Regions from separate parts of the Mus musculus genome. Here region 2 is linked to region 1. The links are chromatin loops, found by intact Hi-C in ENCODE. Cell type or tissue: heart. All regions are shown on one strand. Each heading gives the region's core, and the rest is flanking DNA. Links, peaks and the distances in the headings are about the cores only. Region 1 has its middle 21 kb from the start of Ptp4a1. Region 2 has its middle 78 kb from the start of Gm39615.

Region 1 (5,384 bases), core at 310-5,309:
GGTCTGGAAGAAGATGGAGGATCAGAGAAATAGGCATTCAGCCGTCTAAGTGCCTGAGTGGGGAGACAAACGGCTGCTCACCCAGAAATCAAAGAAAAGCAAGGATGACAGCCACCAAAGCAGGATGTGTTCCTGTAGTCATCGATGGACTTTGTTCCTCTGGGGAAATGGTTGTCATTGTGTGAGCATGTTCCTGAAGTCTGTAGCTTAGAGTCACTAGAAGAGATGACTCCGGACTGCTATTGATGAGGAGACCAGCAGGTGGCAAGAGAAGCAAAACTCAGACCAAAATAGGAAAAGGACAAGTTGGGATTCTAGGCATCCACACCTCATTCCTTACCCCAGCTTCACACCTGTCACCTTGAAGCACAAAGTTTCTGGGTTACATTCACCTTCAAATCCATGCAAATTCCTCTTTTGTTCAGAGGACTTCAAGACAACACATCACAGAAATACTGACCCACCAGTGTTTACTGCAGCACTGGTTCATTCATGAGAGCTGAGTTGTGGGATCAGTCTAGCAACCACAGAGGAATGACAAAGTATGGCATAGAGACAGGCTAGACATTGTTCAGCTGTACAGAATGAAGTTATGTTATTTGGAGCTAGAGAAAATCATGTTGAATCAAATTAGTCACTCTCAGAGAGATGCATAAAATTATGTGTATATACAAAAAAGAAAGAAGAAAGAAGAGAAGAGAAGAGAAGAGAAGAGAAGAGAAGAAAAAAGAAAAGAAAGGAAAGGAAAAGAAAAGAAAAGAAAAGAAAAGAAAAGAAAAGAAAAGAAAAGAAAAGAAAAGAAAAGAAAAGAAAAAAAAGCTGTATAGAGGACCAAAGGGAACTAACTGGGTGACGTAGAATAGGGAAGGGAGTGGGTATGGGGAAATAGGCTCAAGGTACATTATGTATTTGTGTTCAAATGTCCTTGAGCAATATAGTATCTTGCAAAGTAGATATTGCACAATGAGAAGTTTTAAAATAAGAAAAAAAGAAGCCAAATGTTTTAGGTAGAAAGGAAGCATTCTTTTAAAGGATCCTGGCATCTATCTTTACTGCTGTTACTGAAACAGGTTACAGTACAATAGGGTGGCGAGAACAAAAATAAAACCTTATAATTGCCATTCTTGGAGAATTTAGAGGTGGAGAGAGAAGTTCCCTAGGAAACAAGAGAGGGAAGTATGAAATGGGCCCTGAAAGAAAAAAAGCAGGTGAGCCGTGTGGGAGTAAAGCAAAGAATTAGGCATGAGCCGGGCGGTGGTGGCACACACCTTTAATCCCAGCACTTGAGAGGCAGAGGCAGGCGGATTTCTGAGTTCGAGGCCAGTCTGGTCTACAAAGTGAGTTCTAGGACAGCCAGACATACACAGAGAAACCCTATCTCGAATAAAACAAAACAAACAAAAAAGAATTAGGCATGACTTGATGACGTTTGGCTGTTCTTCAACGATTTTTATTTGCAATGATGTAAAGTGGGAATCCAGTTGATAGTTATACCACAATACAGGCAGCAGCCTTTCCCTTTGCAAGGAACTGATTGGCAGGCACCCACCGTGACACCCACTGTCCTTGAATTCTTAGTTGATAGACTTCTGGGTATCAGAACCTCTTACCTTGTAGTGGTTTGAATAGGTATGACCCCTCCACACCTCCCCGATACTCTGTGTTTGAATGCTTGGCCCATAGCAAGTGGCACTAATTAGGAGGTGTGGTCTTGGTGGAGTAGGTGTGGCCTTGTTGAAGGAAGTGTTTCACTGTGGGGGCAGGCTTTGTGGTCTCCTATACTCAAACTACATCCAGCTACAGTCTCACCCTGCTGCCTTCAGATAAAGATATAGAACTCTTGACTCCTCCAGCACTATGTCTGCCTGCACAATGCCATGCTTCCTACCATGATGATAATGGACTAAACCTCTGGAACCGCAAGCCAGTCCCTTTAAATGTTTTCTTTTATACTACTTGCCAAGGTTGTGCTATCTCTTCAGAGCAGTAAAACTCCAACCAGGACACACCTGGAAAGTGGATTTACTTTAAAAATGGGCATTGGTAGCTAGATATCCTTCATCCTCTTCTCAGCTTCATCCCTGGAAATCCTGGCTGCAAGTTCATGATGTGAAACTTACCCCACCCAAAGAAAGGTATAGTAAGAGATTCTTATTTGTCGCTATGGGATCTGATGTTTCTCTTCAGAGCCCCAACCATGCTGGCTCAGATGCTGGGACCTGAACTCTCCTCAACTCTCATCATACTGTCTGCCTGTCTGTCTGTCCACGACATTAATAACTCTTTTGTTAAACTTCATTGTCACCGGGCGGTGGTGGCGCACGCCTTTAATCCCAGCACTCGAGAGGCAGAGGCAAGTGGTTTTCTGAGTTCGAGGCCAGCCTGGTCTACAGAGTGAGTTCCAGGACAGCCAGGGCTACACAGAGAAACCCTGTCTCAAAAAACAAAAACAAAAAAACTTCTTTGTCCCCAGCAATTAGTTTCAGAGTGCCTCTTGAACCGCCATCTGAGACCTTTCAGTGCTTAGCATATGTAAATTTAGCTATTGGGATAATGGGACCATGGCAGTTCTTTTTTTTTTTTTTTTGCCTTGAAATAGTCCAGCTCAGAAGTGTTTTTGGTAATCAACAAATCAAAACAAGTAAGCCATAGATTAATAAGCAAATAAAATGGAGAGAACCCAAAGACAATAAAGACATTTGAGTCCTCTGTTCCAGATACTTCATGCTAAACTTACTACTAATTTTTATTTAGTTTCTTTTTTGTTAGATATTTTCTTCAATTACATTTCAATTGCTATCCAGAAAGTCCCCTATACCCTCCCCCCGCCCTGCTCCCCAACCCATACACTTCTGCTTCCTAGACTTGGCATTCTCCTGTACTGGGGCATATGATTCGCAAGACCAAGGGCCTCTACTCCCATTGATAGCTGACTAGGCCATCCTCTGCTACATATGCAGCTAGAGACATGAGCTCTGGGGGGTACTAGTTAGTTCATATTGTTGTTCCTCCTATAGGGTTGCAGACCCCTTCAGCTCTTGGGTACTTTCTCTAGCTCCTACATTGGGAGCCCCATGTTCCAGCCTATAGATGACTGTGAGCATCCACTTCTGTATTTGCCAGGCACTAGCAAAGCCTCACAGGAGACAGCTATATCAGGATCCTGTCAGCTATTGTTTTGGTTTGGTTTGGTTTATTATTTTATTTTATTTTATTTTATTTTGAAACAAAGTGTCACTGTGTAGTCCTTTGTAGCCAAAGTTGGTCTCAAACTCACAGAGAGATGTGTGTGTGTAGGTATGTTCATGTGTGGGGGTGCCTATGGAAGTCAGGAAAGGGCTCTTGATTCTGTCTGTCTCTACCTCCCAAGTAAGAGGATTAAAGGCATGCACCACCATGCCTTCCATGATATTTTTCTTTTTTCTGTTATTTTCGTTTTCTTTCTTTCTTTCTTTCTTTCTTTCTTTCTTTCTTTCTTTCTTTCTTTCTTTCTTTCCTTCCTTCCTTCCCTCCTTCTTTCTCTTTTTCTTTCTTCTTTCTTTCTTTCTTTCTTTCTTTCTTCCTGCCTTCCTTCCTTCCTTCCTTCCTCCCTCCCTCCCTCCCTCCCTCCCTTCCTTCCTTCCTTCCTTTCTTTCCTTTTTTCTTGGCAAGTTCTTACAATGTAGCCATGTTTGGCTCTGATACTCAAAATGTAGTATGTAGATACAGACTGGCCTCAAACTTAAGAGACACAACTGCCTCTGCCTTCCAAGTACTGGGATTAAAGGTTGTACTGGCTAGTTTTGTGTCAACTTGACACAGCTGGAGTTATCACAGAGAAAGGAACTTCAGTTGAGGAAATGCCTCCATGAGATCAAAATGTAAGGCATTTTCTCAATTAGTGACCAAGGGGAAAAGGCCCCTTGTGGGTGGTGCCATCTCTGGGCTGGTAGTCTTGGTTTCTATAAGAGAGCAGGCTGAGCAAGCCAGGGGAAGCAAGCCAGTAAAGAACATCCCTCCATGGCCTCTGCATCAGCTCCTGCTTCCTGACCCGTTTGAGTTCCAGTCCTGACTTCCTTGGTGATAAACAGCAGTATGGAATTGTAAGCTGAAAAAACCCTTTCCTCCCCAACTTGCTTCTTGGTCATGATGTTTGTGCAGGAATAGAAACCCTGACTAAGACAAAGGTGTACTACTATATCCAGCAGTACTAATAGTTTTAATAAAGTTTGTTTGCACGAGCCAATCTATTCCCATTCAATACAAACTACTACTCTAAACCTTTTTAAAAACCATCATTTCTCTCTCTCTTCCAACCTCCCTTCCTCCATCACTCCTCCATCTCCTTTCTCTGTTTCTCCCTTTCTGACCCAAGGGATTTGACCCAAAGCACTTCATGTGATAGGTAAATGGTCTATATCCAACCTAAACTCCCAACCTATTATAATTGATCTTTAAAGACAGGTAAAAACACTCTCTGGGAATTTATACAGTTAGTGATTGCACTAATATGTCTTAAACTAATTGTTCTGGTTAGCTTTAACTGCCAGTTTGGCACAGCCTAACATTTTCTAAGAAGAAAGCCTTAATTCGGGGCTGGTGAGATGGCTCGGTGGTTAAGAATACTTACTACTCTTCTGAAGGTCCTGAGTTCAAATCCCAGCAACCACATGGTGGCTCACACCACCCATCATGAGATCTGACACCCTCTTCTGGTGTGTATGAAGACAGCTACAGTGTACTTAGATATAATAATAAATAAATCTTTAAAAAAAAAGAAAGCCTTAATTGAAGTATTGCCTACAAGTGACTGCAGACACATCTGTGGGAGACTTCCTGAATTGTTAATGGGTGTAGGGGGGCCCAGCCCATTGCTGGTGGCACATCCGTAGGCAGGGGTTCTGAACTTTATCTAGCACAGTATAACTCAGACTGAAAGCCCCACAGCAACAGCAATCTCCATGGTCCCTGGTATACTTTCCTTGTGAAGTTAGCTCTTTAGTTGGTGGCAACTCTATGAGAAATAGAAAGCAAATCTTAGTTCATGTTCCTGCTTGAGTTTGCCTTGACTTCCTTCCATAATGTATTGTGGCCTGGTGTTGTAGGTCAAATAAACCCTTTCTTCTAAAAATCCCTTTTAGTCAGGGTGTTTTGTTATAAAGAGATGAAACAAAAACAGAATTTTTTTTTGTTTGTTTTTTGTTTGTTTGGTTTGGTTTTGGTTTTTTTGAAACAGGGTTTCTTTGTATAGTCCTGGCTGTCCTGAAACTCACTTTCTAGACCAGGCTGGCCTCAAACTCAGAAGTCCTCCTGCCTCTGTCTCCCAAGTGCTGGGATTAAAGGCATGAGCCCAGCTTAATTTCTTGTTAAATTTCTTCTCCATTTAGTTGGTTACTTCAAGGTCA
Region 2 (5,384 bases), core at 142-5,141, 150 kb after region 1:
GTATTTCTCTTGTGGGGGTCTTAACTATTTTCAACGTTTTGCTATTTCATACATTTCCCCTTCAGCTGCTCAAAAGTATTATTTTCTTGGTGTCTGATGCATTAAATCAGGTATCCTCATAAGGTGTTAAGTTGAAAGTCTGATGACTTCATCAGGCAGCTTTAGGGATGAGCCACTTCCAACCCTGGAGCTTCAGAATCTTGCTGCGTTTTATTTCCTCTCTGCCAGTTGTTGTCACTTCAGGCGAAAATGCCCTGCAAAGTCTCATCTTAAACGCAACACCATTTCGAATAATCATTCAGTGTTCCCTGCTTCCCCTAGATTCCATGAATGGAATTCCCTGTTAAAAAAACCAAACCAAACCATACCAAACCAAACCAAACCAAACCAGACAGACTAACAAACAGACAAACTCTTACAAGGGGTTGAGAGATGGCTCAGTGATTATGAGACCTTGCTGCTCTTGGAGAAGACCTCGGTTTTGGTTTCCAATACCTATAAGGTGGCTGACAAACGTCCATGAATCCAGCTCCGAAAGATTGATTGATCGCCCTCTTCTGGCTTCCACAAGTACTGCAATCATGTGGTACACAGGCATAAAAGTACATCCAGGTTTCTCTCTGTACACAAAACAACAGAAACCTTAGAACGTTTACAAATATCTTCCCCGTATTTATTTCCTTTTCTTCCATAGTTCCATATTTGATGGATATTTTAATGGACATTGTGACACTAATGGATGAAATGTTATACACACTTTATATAAGCAATGCTGTGACAAAACTCTTGCAGCCCAACATCTGTATTTATAATTATTTGCCTAGGATAAAGTCAAGTGCCAGTATGACTTTTGGGCTTCTAAATCCATATTCTGGTCTCTCCTGCATAATAATTCTACCAACTTGTATTCTCTTTATCAGTGTACAGGAATGCCTTAAACCAATAGATTTGAATAGAGTTGAAGCAAAATGAAGCGTACTATAGGTCTCTTGTATTTTATTTTTGGCCCTAATAATTCTTTCATAAAAATGATTATTTGCCTTTGTGTATTTGTCAAGAATGCATTTGTTATGGCCAGTCTCAGTTGTGAGTACGGTGAGATGTAGAAAGACCTGGGCGTGATCTAGATTGACCATTGGGCATTCCTGTGGAGGATTTCCTTGATTAGGTGGGGAGTTGTGCCTACTGTGGATGGTACCATCCCCCTGGCTGGAATCCTGGTCTGAACAAAGAAGAGGAAGTAGCCCAGAATAAGCAGCTTCCATTCTCCACTTCCTGTCTGCATACAATGTGACCAGCTGCTTCAGGCTCCTGCTGCGTTGACCTCCCTACCATGATAAACTGTGAACCTCAATAAATAAACCTTTTGTCCCTTATGTTAATTTAGCTGGGATATTTCATCTCAGTAGCAAGAAAAATAACTAAGACAATACTTGTTTAAAACTCTCATTTACTTCCTATTTGTGCCTCATAGGATTTATCTTCCTAATATGTGTATTTCTGTGCTTGTTGGTGCACAAGGCTCTCTGTTAGGTCATGTAAGACAGGCAGCTGAATGTGAGAAGCAAGCTGTAGCTTCCGGGGTGGTGTGCTGTGCTAGGATATGAGGCCCCAGATGCATTTGCTAAGAAGAGGAAACCAGAGTGTGGTGGAGAGAGCAACTGCTGGAATCCAGAAACTGGTGGATGAGAACACACTTAACCTGACAAACTCTCCCACCAGTGCTCTCCTAGACTCGGACACAGGAGGAATTTAAAATTAAAATTGTCATCTGTTTAGAACTTAGAGGTAGAGGCATAAGGCACACACTCAAATGCATTTGTGGGAATATTTCCACTGCATTAGATAGGATATGTGTATATCATATACGTATATGCAATGTTATATAATATAAAATAATGTATAATATAATATAATATATCACACATATAAAACATATATAGTAGGAAGTTATGTTTGTTGTGTGTAAGTTAATACATTTGAAGAATATGATAATCTTTAAAATGAAGACCAACAACACGAAGAATTAATCTCTTACAAAATCATATACGACTTTGATTATTGTTTGAATATTATGAAAGAGGTAGGCAAATTATAAAAGTTGAACGAGTAAACTAAGCTAACGTCTTTACATTTTTCAATGATGGCTGCGCCACCTAGTGGCTATTTCATGTACTTGCAAGAAGACAAAGCGAAGGGCAGTTTTTTGTTTGTTTGTTTTTTGTTTTTGTTTTTTTCGAGACAGGGTTTCTCTGTATAGCCCTGCGACCTGTTGATTGGATTGCATTTAACATCCGGTCCACTCACACCAGCTTCTGGCTTGTTTGTCAAGTTCCAGTCATCCTACTTGGGTTTGATTTCCCCTTCCCTATGGGTGGTCCTGGGGGATCAAACTCGGGGCTTCACAGGAGCTAGGCAAGAGTTCCCATACACAGTAGCTCCCCAGCCTTGAGGGGCGTTTCTTGTGCTGTGTAAAGCCGGATATTGACCCCAGTCATAGAGTACTTAGGCTCAGCATGGTGACAGTTTACAGCAGCGTCTACATTTTGAAAATGACTAAAAGCAAATTGTGTTTCCGTTTTACAATGTTGACATATCTAAAATGTAATATACATGATACATTTATGTCTTGTATTTTTTATCAAAAAAGAAGTTAGTGGAATAAAACTTGCTTTCAAAATACATACAAAACCCAGGATTGTATATAGTTAAGCTAGAATAGCTTTACTATTCTATATATTACATCTATTTAGTTATTTATGTGTGTGTGTGTGTGTGTGTGTGTGTGTGTGTGTGTGTGAGCCTGGAGGTCAGAGGACAGCTTGCAGGAGTCCTTTTCTCCATTCACTGTGAGTTCTAGAGTTCGAACCCATGTCTTTAGGCTTAGTGGCAAGGGCACCCACCTGCTGAGATGTCTCACTGGACCTAGAACTCTGTTAAAGAAACAAACTTAAAAACAAAAACAAAAACAAAAAACAAACAAAAAAAAACCCCAACCCTTTCTATTCAGTAACAACAGTGATCATTTTCTGTTTCTCTGCTGCATCAGGAACGTTAAGTGGTCTGACATAAGTTTTGCTTATAGTATTGTACCATGAGAGCGGCCTTAGAACACAAGCCTAGTGCCTGCCTGTGTTCTGAACTCCAAACAGGAAATCAGGGCTCTCAGCACTCAGCAGAGGGTGGGCTCTGCACACACCCCTCTCCCTGCTTCTAAAAAGCCTTTCTTTTACGTACCAAAGCAAACTTTCCTCTCCCTAGCCTTGAGGGACGGCTCGAAAGGAACATTTTACACATTTATATACATTTATACGGCAATGCCCACCTGAACTCCAGTACTCCGGAGGCTGAAGCAGGAGGATAGCTTTGACCTGCTTAAGACTGAATTTTTATAATTAATTTCAGACACCATGAAATTTATGCTTCTGGCTTAAGACTTGCTTCTTGGGAATTTAGATTTTATTTTTCATCTCTGTTAGTTATTTTCAGAAAAGATTGAATTCAGCCTTTTGTTATCTATAATGTTATAATGTTATTTAGAAACTCAATATTCTGCTTTAGGTGAGAAACAAAATGAAGAGACATAAGAGTAGAAGCTGGGTGTGCGCAGAAGAGAGCTTCTTAGATGTGACTAAGGAGTATATCATAAACACACACACTTTCTTTTCCCAAGTTCAGCGGCTTCAAGTTTGGAGGGCTATTATGGTAATGATTGTGACAAGAACCAGCTGTACCTCAGCTAGTGATTAACACAAAGTAAATAGTTTTGATGTTATGTTAATCAGAGGATCCCCAAAGTGGCCACAATGGTCTCAAACAAGAACATGTACGTGTGCCACCACCATGCCTCAGCCCCAGCCCGTGACAGTAATTTCTATAAGACAAGCACTTAGTCCCTGTAAGGAAACCTAGGAGATGCGTGATTACTGCTCACGTCTACTTATTATGTAAAGGAAGGCTTTCCTGGTCAGCTGTGGGCTACAGCTTTGTCCTCACGCATTGGCTGAGGAAATCTCAGGGTTTGTGCTGCCACACAAGGTACTTCTAATTGGGAGAAAATGTAAAATGTGAAATGTCACTTGAGGATAAGTTCAGTATTTTTTTTTTAATTAAGAACTTGCATGTAGTAGATAAAGAACTCAGAAGGTTAACAATTCAACAACTACTTTACAATATATGAGCCCAGGTAGACTGGTTCCCCAACCTCAAAGATGTCTGCCTACATCTTAATCGTCGCAATACCTGTGAATGCCATGTTTCATAGTAGAGAAATGAGGTCACAGATGACACCCACTCAGCTGACTTTCAGACTGGAAGGCTATCTTTGTTTATTTGGGTGGGCAAATGGAATGGCATACGCCTTTAAGTTTGAGGGCACCAGAAGAGAAGGTCGGAGATTGTAACAGAAGCGGACCTCTCTTCTCTGGTTTTACATATGGGGAACTGACCAGGACCTGAGGAAAAAAAAGCGGCTCTTGAAGCCAGAAATGGTAAGGAAATGGATACCCCTCTAGTGTGCTGCCTATTCTTTGTTGTCAACTAAGAATATGGCCTAGAATCTGGCCCAGGGATGGAGTCATGTAAGGAGAATTCTAAGTGCTTGTGGCAACACTCCAAGAAACACACGACAAAAGCCTCACAACTCTGTTTCTTCAAAACAGAAATGTTCTTGGAATGGAATTCTGTGCTCCCTCTAGGTGCAGCAGAAAGGAGTGTTCTTATTTCAGATTCATTATTCCTGCTTGTTATTGATAGTCAGTTGAATGTTTAAACTGTCCTCTGTGTGCTTCTATGAAAAGACACTTTTTGTCATTCTTAGCTTTTCTTTGTTATTTTATGCAGCTTGAACTCATGAGAACGTTACTCATATGAACATTATTAACCCTCAAAGTATATGCAGTCTGCTGTTGTGAATTAAATTTGCTACAGCATGACACAAATCTGCCTTCTTTATTGGCTCCATTCTCCCAGGTCCCACTGCCTGTAAAGCAGTGACTGTCACCTACATCTGGAGTTAACCAACCTCAAGAGACTGGGTAGATGTGCCTGTGAGGAATATTTTCTTAATTAAATAATTTGCAGGGGGAAGACCCACTTTTAATCTGGATCTTTTGAGGTGGGAAGAGTCACCTTTAATCTGGGCCACACCTTCTGCTGGCATCCTATGAAAAAGACACAGAAGGAGGAAGCTTGCTCCCTTTGCCTGCTTGCTCTCACTCTTGAGGGCAAGTTCATTCTTCCACTGGCATTAGAGCCTGCTTCTTCAGGATATTGATGTATACTGAAGACCAGCTGAGACATCCAGCTTTGTGGACTGGATTCATGGACCTTCCATTGGTAGACAGCCATTGTTGAACTAGCTGGGCTACAAACTGTGTGTGTGT

Evidence for each region. Peaks named below come from ENCODE experiments on the same cell type or tissue, not always from the same donor. Only the 100,000 strongest peaks of a DNase experiment are listed, where the experiment ranks them.
Region 2: it touches region 1 in a loop (6-fold over the local background); 31 of 42 quality-filtered maps call a loop at or near these places.

What each region holds. Positions count from the first base shown.
Region 1 is chr1:30,925,914-30,931,297 of GRCm38, reverse strand. No RefSeq gene overlaps it. Among named protein-coding and RNA genes, the nearest start is that of Ptp4a1, 21 kb to the left of the region's middle. In heart, for the core only: no CTCF peak of the experiment used is centred there; no DNase peak of the experiment used is centred there.
Region 2 is chr1:30,775,628-30,781,011 of GRCm38, reverse strand. No RefSeq gene overlaps it. Among named protein-coding and RNA genes, the nearest start is that of Gm39615, 78 kb to the right of the region's middle. In heart, for the core only: CTCF peaks have their summits at 583 (motif pointing left) and 2,167 (motif pointing left); no DNase peak of the experiment used is centred there; H3K4me3 peaks cover 294 bases; H3K27ac peaks cover 288 bases.